Regions from separate parts of the Homo sapiens genome. Here region 2 is linked to region 1. A link is a loop called in an ENCODE intact Hi-C map of the cell type or tissue named here. Cell type or tissue: PC-9. All regions are shown on one strand.

The links. Hi-C counts contacts between places; a loop is a spot of excess contacts. Peaks named below come from ENCODE experiments on the same cell type or tissue, not always from the same donor. Only the 100,000 strongest peaks of a DNase experiment are listed, where the experiment ranks them.
Region 2: a loop joins it to region 1, with 8 times the contacts of the local background. A loop is called at or near these places in 5 of 110 quality-filtered maps.

The regions. Positions count from the first base shown.
Region 1 is chr5:173,821,931-173,826,930 of GRCh38, forward strand. No RefSeq gene overlaps it. Among named protein-coding and RNA genes, the nearest start is that of LINC01485, 33 kb to the left of the region's middle. RefSeq lists a cis regulatory region at 492-894. In PC-9, no CTCF peak of the experiment used is centred here; DNase peaks (open chromatin) are centred at 731 and 2,421; H3K4me3 peaks cover 371 bases; H3K27ac peaks cover 3,720 bases.
Region 2 is chr5:173,916,769-173,921,768 of GRCh38, forward strand. The region is part of intron 2 of CPEB4 (cytoplasmic polyadenylation element binding protein 4); the gene reads left to right. Among named protein-coding and RNA genes, the nearest start is that of CPEB4, 31 kb to the left of the region's middle. RefSeq lists an enhancer at 1,235-1,494. In PC-9, a CTCF peak has its summit at 1,975; DNase peaks (open chromatin) are centred at 1,443, 1,853 and 2,853; H3K4me3 peaks cover 3,074 bases; H3K27ac peaks cover 3,756 bases.

The DNA of each region.
Region 1 (5,000 bases):
GATATATGCCAGATTGCTAAAATTTAGAACAAAAACAAGAAACTCACTCCTAATTTGTTTTCTGTTGATTACATGTTGAAATGTCAATATTTTACATATATTTAATATGCTACTAAAGGGATTTTACCAGTTTCTTTTTACTTTTTTTTTTTTTTTTGAGATGGAGTCTTGCTCTGTTGCTCAGGCTGGAGTGCAATAGTGTGATCTCGGCTCACTGCAACCTCCGCCTCCCGGGTTCAAGCAATCCTCTTGCCTCATCCTCCTGAGTAGCTGAGATTACAGGCGCGTGCCACCATGCCCAGATAATTTTTGTATTTTTAGTAGAGATGAGGTTTCACCATGTTGGTCAGGCTGGTCTCGAACTCCTGACCTCGTGATCCGCCTGCCGCAGCCTCCCAAAGTGCTAGGATTACAGGTGCGCCTGGCCTCTTTTTACTTTTTTAATGTAGCTGCTAGAAAATGTAAAATTACATACGTGACTTGCATTATATGTATGGACGATGCCACCCTAGGAAGCTGACATTTTCCAGAAATCATCAGTGGCCTGATCTGTCAGCAGGTGTGTGTGTGTGGGTGTGTATGTGTGTGGGGGTGTGGGTGAGCCATTGAGGGGAGGCAGCACAGACCCAACAGTAGACATGCTACTTGGACTTGACACTGTAGAAGACAGAGAATGAGTCAGGCATTATGAGAAGCAGATTGGCCCGATTACATTGTTTAAATAACACCTCAAAGCAGAGTTGGGGAGGGACTAGACGTTCTCACGAAAAACAAAGCCACAAGAAGCTTTGTGGTGGAACAGAAAGAGGACAGTCACTAGGCTCAGGCTAGCCTAGTGGCTAAGAGTGTGGGCTCTGGAGTTTGAATCTTAGCCTTCCCACTAACTAGCTGTGTGAGCTCCAGTAAGTTACATAACAACTCTGTTTGTCTGTACAGTAAGGATCTATATCATTGGGTTGCTAAGAGGTATCTTAGTTTGGGCTGCAATAACTATACGGTTGATGCAAAAGTAATTACAGTTCTTGTGATTGAAACTAATGGCAAGCAGGGTGCAGTGGCTCACGCCTGTAATCCCAGCACTCTGGGAGGCCGAGGTGGGCGGATCATGAGGTCAGGAGATCGAGACCATCCTGGCTAACACGGTGAAACCCCGTCTCTACTAAAAATACGAAAAATTAGCCAGGCGTGGTGGCAGGTGCCTGTGGTCCCAGCTACTCGGGAGGCTGAGGCAGGAGAATGGCATGAACCCAGGAGGCGGAGCTTGCAGTGAGCCGAGATCATGCCACTGCACTCCAGCCTGGGTGACAGAGCGAGACTCCATCTCACAAAAAAAAAAAAAAAAGAAAAACAAAACAAACCAAACACACAAACAAACAAAAAAAACAACTAATGGCAAAAACTGCAATTACTTTTGTACCAACCTAATAGGTACCATAAACCAGAGAACTTTATTTCTCACAGTTCTGGAGGTTGGGAGCCTGAGGTCAGGGTGCCAGCATGGTTTGGCTCCAGGGCCCTGCTGCAGGCTGCAGATTGTTATTGTGTCATTGCAGGGTGGAAAGAGGAAAGAGAGCTCTCTGGAGTCCCTCTTATAAGGGCACTAATCTCTTCCATGAGGGATCCACTCTCATGACTCAGTTGTCTCCCAAAGGACCCATCTCCAAATATCACCACATTGGAGGTTAGGATTTTAACATACAAATCTGGGGAGACAGAAATATTCAGTCCATTGCGTGAGGCATAAATGTAGTTACATACGTTAAATGTTTGAAACAGCATCTGAATGGCCCATCTTGGTCGCACGCTCCTCTCTGATTTTGCCAGGAGGATATGGTCTTAGGATTGGATCAGCCTGGGTCTTGCACCCAGCCTCTGTGGACAGGCTATCTTGGTCTGCTATCCTAAGAAGTGGAGAGGGGAGGAAATGTGTCGGCCGACACAAACAGCAGCCACCCCTGTCTATTTCACCCTCCCGGCCCTATGACCTTGGGCAAATGACTCAATAGATCAGAAGAGACTCAAGTTATGCTTCTGTCAAAACTTCTGAGGGAAATGATGAGAACTGCACAATCCCCACCCCATACAAGGTACCCGACAAATGTTAATCCCTCCATTGGGCAAATGGAAGGCAATGTGGCCATGACTGGCAGCGGAGACCTGACTTTTGGCAGAGCCTAGTCAATTACCCAAGTTTGGGAGCTATCCTCTCTGGGGGCCAGATCATACCACAAACTTTCAAATCAATGTCAACAGGAAGGTCAGCTGGAACTTTCAGGCCAGGGTCTGGTGCGTGGGCCTGGGCCTGGCATCTGTTTAGTAAACATCCCCCAGCCTTCCTCTTGGAAGCCTTCCTTTACTCACTAAGCAGTTTTGGTCCAACCTGTTTTCCTTTTGTAGCTGGGATTTTGTAAGAGGCCAAATTCCAGGCTGGGGCAGGATAAACAAGATCGCATGGCTAATGATTGGTGAGTCTGCCTGGAATGCAATTTACCACAGAATTTCAGTGAAGGAGACTTTATCACCCCCTGGACTGTTTACAGGGAGGTTGTTAAAACAGGAAGGAGGTTCCAGGCTCTGCGGGGTAGCTGCCTGGCATTATTTTTCTTTGCCTTCTTTTAGGGAACAGGGGCACCTGCTATGAACTAAAAATTCTCTGCCTCAGTCTGCTTTACATGTAAAATCCCCTTGGTCAAAACCTTCCATTCATCTAACAAATTACAGCTTACAAAAGATTCTCAATTCTACCACTACCCCAGTTTGGCAGGTGGGGAAATCAGAGCTCAGAGCAGAGAAGTAACTTACCCAAGGACACGCAGCCAGGAAATGGCAGGGCCAGGATTAGAAAATTTTCCACAAAGTGAATCAGGCAATAATAGTGTTTGTGCTCCATCTTCTTCATCTGCAGCTAACCTTTCCCTCTGGGTGGGGATACGTGACTTGAATATAGTCTGGTGATGAAGGGATGAGAGGAGGGTCCCTTGTTCCAATGTGGATATTACCACAGTAGAGAAAGATTTTTCTTTTAACCCAGCTCAGAATTTTAGAAATTTGCATCCTTGACCTCACACTATCCCTTCTCTGTTCAAACAAACCCCTAGCCTCTCCAACTCCAGTGTTGGTGGCTCTCTTTCTAAAGGGTGTTGAGATAGACAGGTCAGTAAGGAGATTTGAGTCTGGCTCCTGGGATGGCAGCAATACTGATGTCTACACGACCTTTGGCAAATCACTAACTATCCGTCTCCGGGCCTGAGTTTTCTTTTCTGAACAAAGCGGATGTGAAGTCTAGATGAAGTCGGAAATCCCATCCATGCTTCTGAAAATTCTGCTTGTGGCTGCACCACTGAGGAGCAGGGGCCCGGGAAACGCCTGGCTCTAGTCTGCATCTTATGGCCCTGCCTTGCTGCCAGCATCCACAGGTCTCCCTAAGCCTTGGATGATTGGCCCCGGCTGCCCCGTCTGGTGAGCTCAGCGCAGCATTCGTGAGAACTGATGGTGGAGATAAAGATAGGCATGCTGAAATGAGGCACACTCTGCCTCTGCCCCCACACAGCCCTCCTCCCTCGAGACAGCTGTGGACCAGCCTGGGGGAGGACTGGTTGCCATCCTAGGATGAACAAAGCTTGGGGTGGGCAGGTTCCATTAGCTCATTCTCCTAATTATTCTGGCTGGTCATTGTTTCTCCTGATGAATTCCCAATTAGCACTGGGGAGCACAGCTTGGGTTTGATTCTGCCAGTTTTCCGGAGCCAGTTCTCAGCTATTTCTGGCTTGGCCAGACCTACGACCTTCCTGCTTCCATGCTAGCTGCAATTCAGGAATGGCCTCAGGGGCACTTACACGTTGCCACCATCAATGACAACACCGTGAAATTGGTCTCATTGTTGCCATTTCACACGTGGGGAAACTGAGGCTCAGTGAAGTGAAGAGGTTTGCCCAGCTTCCTACCACAAGTAAGTAAGTGGTGCAGGTGAACGCTGCCTTGCAGATTTTCAAACATGTCAGCCTTCTAGTCCAATCGTGGTCTTCATGTGATTCTCTTATGGCACCTAACTCACTGCTTTGCTATTACAGCACTTGAATAATTTAAAAACAAATTCTTAATTTAATAAAATCAATAAATAAACCTCATGATTTGTCTTCCCAATTGAAACCCCAGCTTCTGTGACATTCGGGCAATTTCTAAGCTAGCCAGAGAACCTCCTGGTCATGTTAGGAATAAGCAAAGCCGTTTGGGTTTTAATAACATGGTGAGAAAATAGTGTGACTTTAAAGTCCTTATTAGCCCTGGAATGCATTTTCCAAAGCAGGAATTAGCTGACACAGGCAGAGTGTCAGCTGGAAAAACAAGGTCTGGGTTAGGTGGCCCAGAAAAAAACCCGCTTTGGTGCCCAGAGCCTCCCATTGATTTCAATTGCTGGTTAGCATAGGCCAGCAGAACGATTGTCCCGTCGGTGAATGTGCCATTAGAAATGACCCCACCAGCTAATGGGGGTTTAAGAGTGGCTTGCTTGGTTCTTGGTATGGTTCCTGTTGTCATTTTTAGTAAGAAAATTACCTGTCTGTCATTCCCTTTAAACTTGCACGGTAATAATTAACCAGGCCCCAAAGAGAAGCTGGTTACCCTTAACCTTGGCTAGATGAAAGCTCAGTGACCCATTAAAGTCTGTGAAATCATTTAACTCTGAGCAGCTAGGGAGGTCATGTTGTAGCTGATATTTGGTGGAAAATGGATGTAAGAACTCACATTGGTTCATTATCTCACAATTTGCAGAGTTCAAGGTAACCTTGAGGTCATGAGCAAGGACTGTCACTCAGGCGTCAGCAAACCATGGCCCACTGGCCAAACCTGGCCCACCCCATACTTCTGTAAATAAAGTTTTATTGGAACATAGCCATACCCGCTCATATACATATCATCTGTGGCTGTTTTTGTGCTATAACAGTAGAGTTGAGTAGCTGTGACGAAGACCATATGGCTTGCAAAACCTAAAATATTCACTC
Region 2 (5,000 bases), 95 kb after region 1:
AAATCATGAAACTCAAGTTGAAAGTTTAGTACACAAAGCTTGTTTCATCAGTTTTATAAAAGTTTTTTTTATATCATTGTAAGAGAGTGGCTGTGGGGATTATTTAAATTCTGTATCTTTACAGTTGGGATAGAATTTAGTGCTACTTAAAAATATGTAATAAATAATAGGAAACCTTAACTTTTCTTTCGATACACCATTTTACTAATATTCCTATATTCCAAATTGCAGTCACTTAGTTGACTTAGAGAACACATGTTGTATACTGGTAGAGAGGCATTAGAACAAGTATTTTATACAGATACTGACTCTGTGCAGGCTGAAATAGCTCTGGAAACCTGCTATGAGAGTTGCTAAATTTTGTCACTTATTTATTTCATATGTTATAAATTTGAAGTAATTTGGGAATAAATAATTTTTTTTCAAAATGAAAGGAAGTCCTACTAAAATAGGTTCTGTTGCTTTAATATTAGAATGATTTATTTCAGGTAGGAATGGTGGGGAGAGTATATAATTTCTTACAGTATTTAACCTTTTTCTATTTAAATTGGTTTGCCTGTGGCAAAATAAGAACAGATTACTGGTACCCTAACCTCCAACCTTTTTAAAGGATTAGATGGACATTTTCCTTTAAGGGACATTTAATGGGGCAGATTCAAAGTACCATAAAGAAGAAGTGGATAGGCTGGGCGTGGTGGCTCACGCCTGTAATCCCAGGGCTTTGGGAGGCCAAGGTGGGTGGATCACCAGGAGTTCAAGACCAGCCTGGCCAACATGGTGAAACCCGTCTCTACTAAAAATGTAAAAATTAGCAGGGCGCGGTAGCGGGCGCCTGTAATCCCAGCTACTTGGGAGGCTGAGGCAGGAGAACCGCTTGAACCTGGCAGGCGGAGGTTGCAGTGAGCCAAGATCAAGCCATTGCACTCCAGCCTGGGCGACAAGACTGAAACTCCATCTCAAAGAAATAAAAAAGAAGAAGAAATGGATAACGCAAACCAGTTAATTTTACTCGGATTTATAATCAAATTTCTCCTTCCAAGTAAATTATTAGTGTGTGGTATCAAATGTGTCTGGCGAATTGAGGGATCTTTAAATATCATTAAGTCTTTAAGACTCAGAGTCGGCCGGCAGCTGCCTGCGTGTCTGGCTGAAGCCTTCCTGAACTAGGCTGGCTCTTTCTTGCTCGGTTTGGATGATACCAAGTAATTCAAAGTAGCGTAACAGGGGAGTGACTTAAGTCTCCTAAGAATTAGAAAGTTGCCTTAATTCTCAAAGCCTCATAAGTAATGGAGGACGTTAAATAGCAAAGAGTATAATTTAAACTGGGCTACAATTAAATGTGTGTGTGGCTATGTAGGAATGAAGCGTGTTTCTTCTCCTCCTGTACTCTCCCTCTCTTGACTGCGGAAATGGAACATCCTAAACAGTCTTTCTCTTGCCTTGGCTTAGCTGTGCTGTAGGATGGGACCTGGGCTTCTGTGTTGAGGTAACTTCTATTGTGAGGAAGAAGAGGGCGAAATTGTGTGGCATGATTTTTTTGTATGAAAAGTGAAGGGCCTATTCTTAATTTTGAACAACTGCCTGCTTTCTGATTTACTTTTGATCCGGATTTGTTGGATTCCTCACTGTACTGTGTAGGTTGAGCTTACAAAGGTGTGGATTTTGAGCAGTGCGATTACCCCCTTTCAGATTTGGGGTTGCTGTTGTTTTTGTCTTTGGGTTTTTATAAGGCGGGGAGGGTAAGGGGAAATGCCTAGGAAAGAAAATCATGTGATGTATGTGAATGCCGACATCGTCATAGGATCGGACTGAAGCCTTTCTCCCTCTAGCCTCTGAATGGAAACCAACTCAGTTCAAACTAAATGCATCTTGTGCATGGGCCAGATCCTCATCTGCCCCGTTTACTTACATAACACATACTAGTCAATCGAAAATAGTGATCCTCTGCCCTCTACCTGCCACACATTCGTGATTGAATATTTAACCCTTGTTTTTATTTGGTCTGAAAATCAAATAAGCAGTTGCCACAAAGGGGGAATTTGTCTTATGTCATCCATGATGTGGGTCCGTAATTACTTAAGCAGCCCCTTTATCTTAATCCTGAACATTGAACACAAGGAATCCTATTTTGAGGCCATGAAAATCGGTTATCGTTTTATTCTTTGTTACCTGAGTGAGAGGTGAGGGTAACGGTGGGCGAGTAGATGGGGGAAGTATTATAATAGTAAACTTTTAATGTTATTAGAAGGTTAAACATACATTTAAAAGATTTTTTTAATACATAATTTTTTCTTTTCAGTTGTAGTAAAGTTCCCTTATAATATGGTTATTATGACTTAATATTGTTTGACATACATTCAGGGCAGGGATTTAACTATGTGTGGTAGATAAAAACTTAGAGATAAATAAGAAAACAAGCAACAATCAGGTAACAAATTAACAAGTACTTTTCTTTAATGTTTTGCTTTGTCATATTAAGTTTTGTGTACAATTTAAGCTTATGTTTTACCATCTGGACAGGCAAAAATAGTAATCTCCACTCAGAAATGAAATCAGAATGACAATTAAGTAGTAAGATTTTCAGACTTTGTCCACAGTTTGTCAATGATAAATATTAGGGACCTTCCTACTGTAAAAAAGAGAAGGGGCCCCACAATATTTATGGGGATACATGTCATTCATGTGCCACATCTAAATTAATAGAGTGTATTGTGCACCTTTAATAGTGTCACTTGGTTTTTCTGTTTTCCTTCTATAATAAAATTCTATAGAGGTGACTCTTGCTGTCTCATTTCCTGGCAGCTACAAAAACAGCCCAAATATCTGCTTAATAAAAAAGCCCTTTGTTGTCTATGAAGGTCTTAAGGCTTTCCTTGATCTTGTTATATAATCCATGACGATGTTATTTGCTGACTTTGGGGGAGGGGAAGAAATGCCACCTGATTCATAGTTGTCATAAAAATATCCAAGATTCTCTGCATTTAGTTTAGCAACAGGAACGAGGGAACAGTTCACAATTGTGCCACAGAATTATTACTTCCCAAAACTCCTGCATGGACTTTCTACCTGAATGTTGTATGCAGTTGATTCATTTATCAACTGTATGTGCCTGGATTGTGAATTTCTTGTTTTTCCCCCTCACATTACCATTATCCTTACTACCAAAACTAAAAAGGAGGAGAGAGAAAATTCTCTGAAATTGTTCTTGCTTAGCCCTGTACAATTAGCCATACAATTTGTAAAAGGAATACTTTTTAAGAAGGTTTAAACTAGTCACTACTTTTCAAATCAGACATTGAGATGGTCAGGCTGCCTCTGGGCTTCATTATTTTATCTAATTGACTGATTCTGAATTCAGTCCTACACCACTGCACTCAGTTCTAAAAGCAAGGCTTTGTTTTATTCTGGGTATTACCTGGTAACCAGTCAATTAAGAACATTAGTGGAACTCTGAAGGGAAAGCACTTCCATAATCTCTTTGGAATCCAGTTGGGTTGATGCCAGTTGCTGTGTATTGGAAAAGAGAAGGAGGAATCAACCAATTAGAGCCCCCTTTTAGTGCTTGAGAAACCAACAATAAAGAGCAAGTCTTAATTCTGAAGAGCAGCCCTGATTAATTGAAATATAAATAACTTTTAAAAATCTAACTTCTGCTGGCTATAATATTCCAAATAATAAATGTCTGGCATGGTTGACTAAATAGAGGTATTTAAACCAGCTGCCTGATTTCTTTATTGTAATGATCGGAAGTTGTTAGCATATAACAGACTTTTCCAAATGTTACGAAATAAAAGGAGAAGTGTTCAGGGTTGTGTTCAAACCTGGTTTGGCCACTAGTAGTGCCTTAGATTGGTCACTTCTCTCTAGACCTCAATTTCCTCACCTGTAAACGGAGGGGTTGAACTTAATGATCTTTACATTACCATCAGCAATTCAGTCTTACATTACAAAACTGGAGGTACAGTTTTATATTTTAAAACTGAAGGTTTTTATGGTGTAATGACTGAAAGTAGCCCATGAATATCATGTGATTCTGGGTGTGGCAGTATTTCATATGGAGTAGTTTGTATAAGGGCTATAATCAGAGATCAGATTTAGTCGGTTGAGTGAAGGCTTTGGGTCTAAACTACATCTTTTCTTTTTGAGATAGGCCTAAAAATATTATGTTTAGAAAACAGTTGTTTAAACTTGGCCTCGTGAAATGTTTTTGTTCTCCATTTGTGAACCATGGGCCTCTTCAGCCATGGGAATTATTTGATAGAGCCTGTGAACCCATTAGTGACCAGGCATTCCAGTTAGATGATAGATGTCACTTGTGTATGCATGATTATCTTCCAAAAGCATGTGGATGCTGATGTAATGCAATTAAAATACATTTAAAGGTGTTGCTGAGTTCATAGTAGCCTTCTGATATTAAGATTTTTTTTTGTTTTTGTTCTGTTTTACTTAGGGTAGAGACAGGGGTAGGAGTCTTCAGTTATTATTATGGAGGAAAGCCTCTCTGAAATATTTTGATCAAAGTAGGTCTTAATAGTTATTACAACAGATTATGAAATACTGCTCTAGAGAACTTCCCTAATTTTTCTGCTTTATACTCTTGCCATTAGAATGCTCCTTGTTACAAAAAAGAACATAACATAAAAAAGGAATTTAACAGAGGAAATGGTGAGGAGGAGGACAGGGAGGAGTGAGGAGGCTACTGACGCTCTCCTAAATTGTCCTCTCCACCAAGTAGCATTTTGGAGCTTCCTGACATCTGAAGCCATCTTTATTCCTTTGTAGCAGGGTTAAGAATATGGGCTGCTGAGGCTACATCCTGCATGATGCCAGGGGGTAGAGGGAGCCATCTGACGAGATGGGTGCACTCCGTGTTGTATAACATGGCAGTTCTTGTTAGGAGGGGGAGGCAAGTGCTACTAAAGCCTCTTTAAGCCACATGGTTTGGAAGTGTCTTATATTTTAGCTTCTGCTTATACTCCACCTCCACAAATATTTGAACA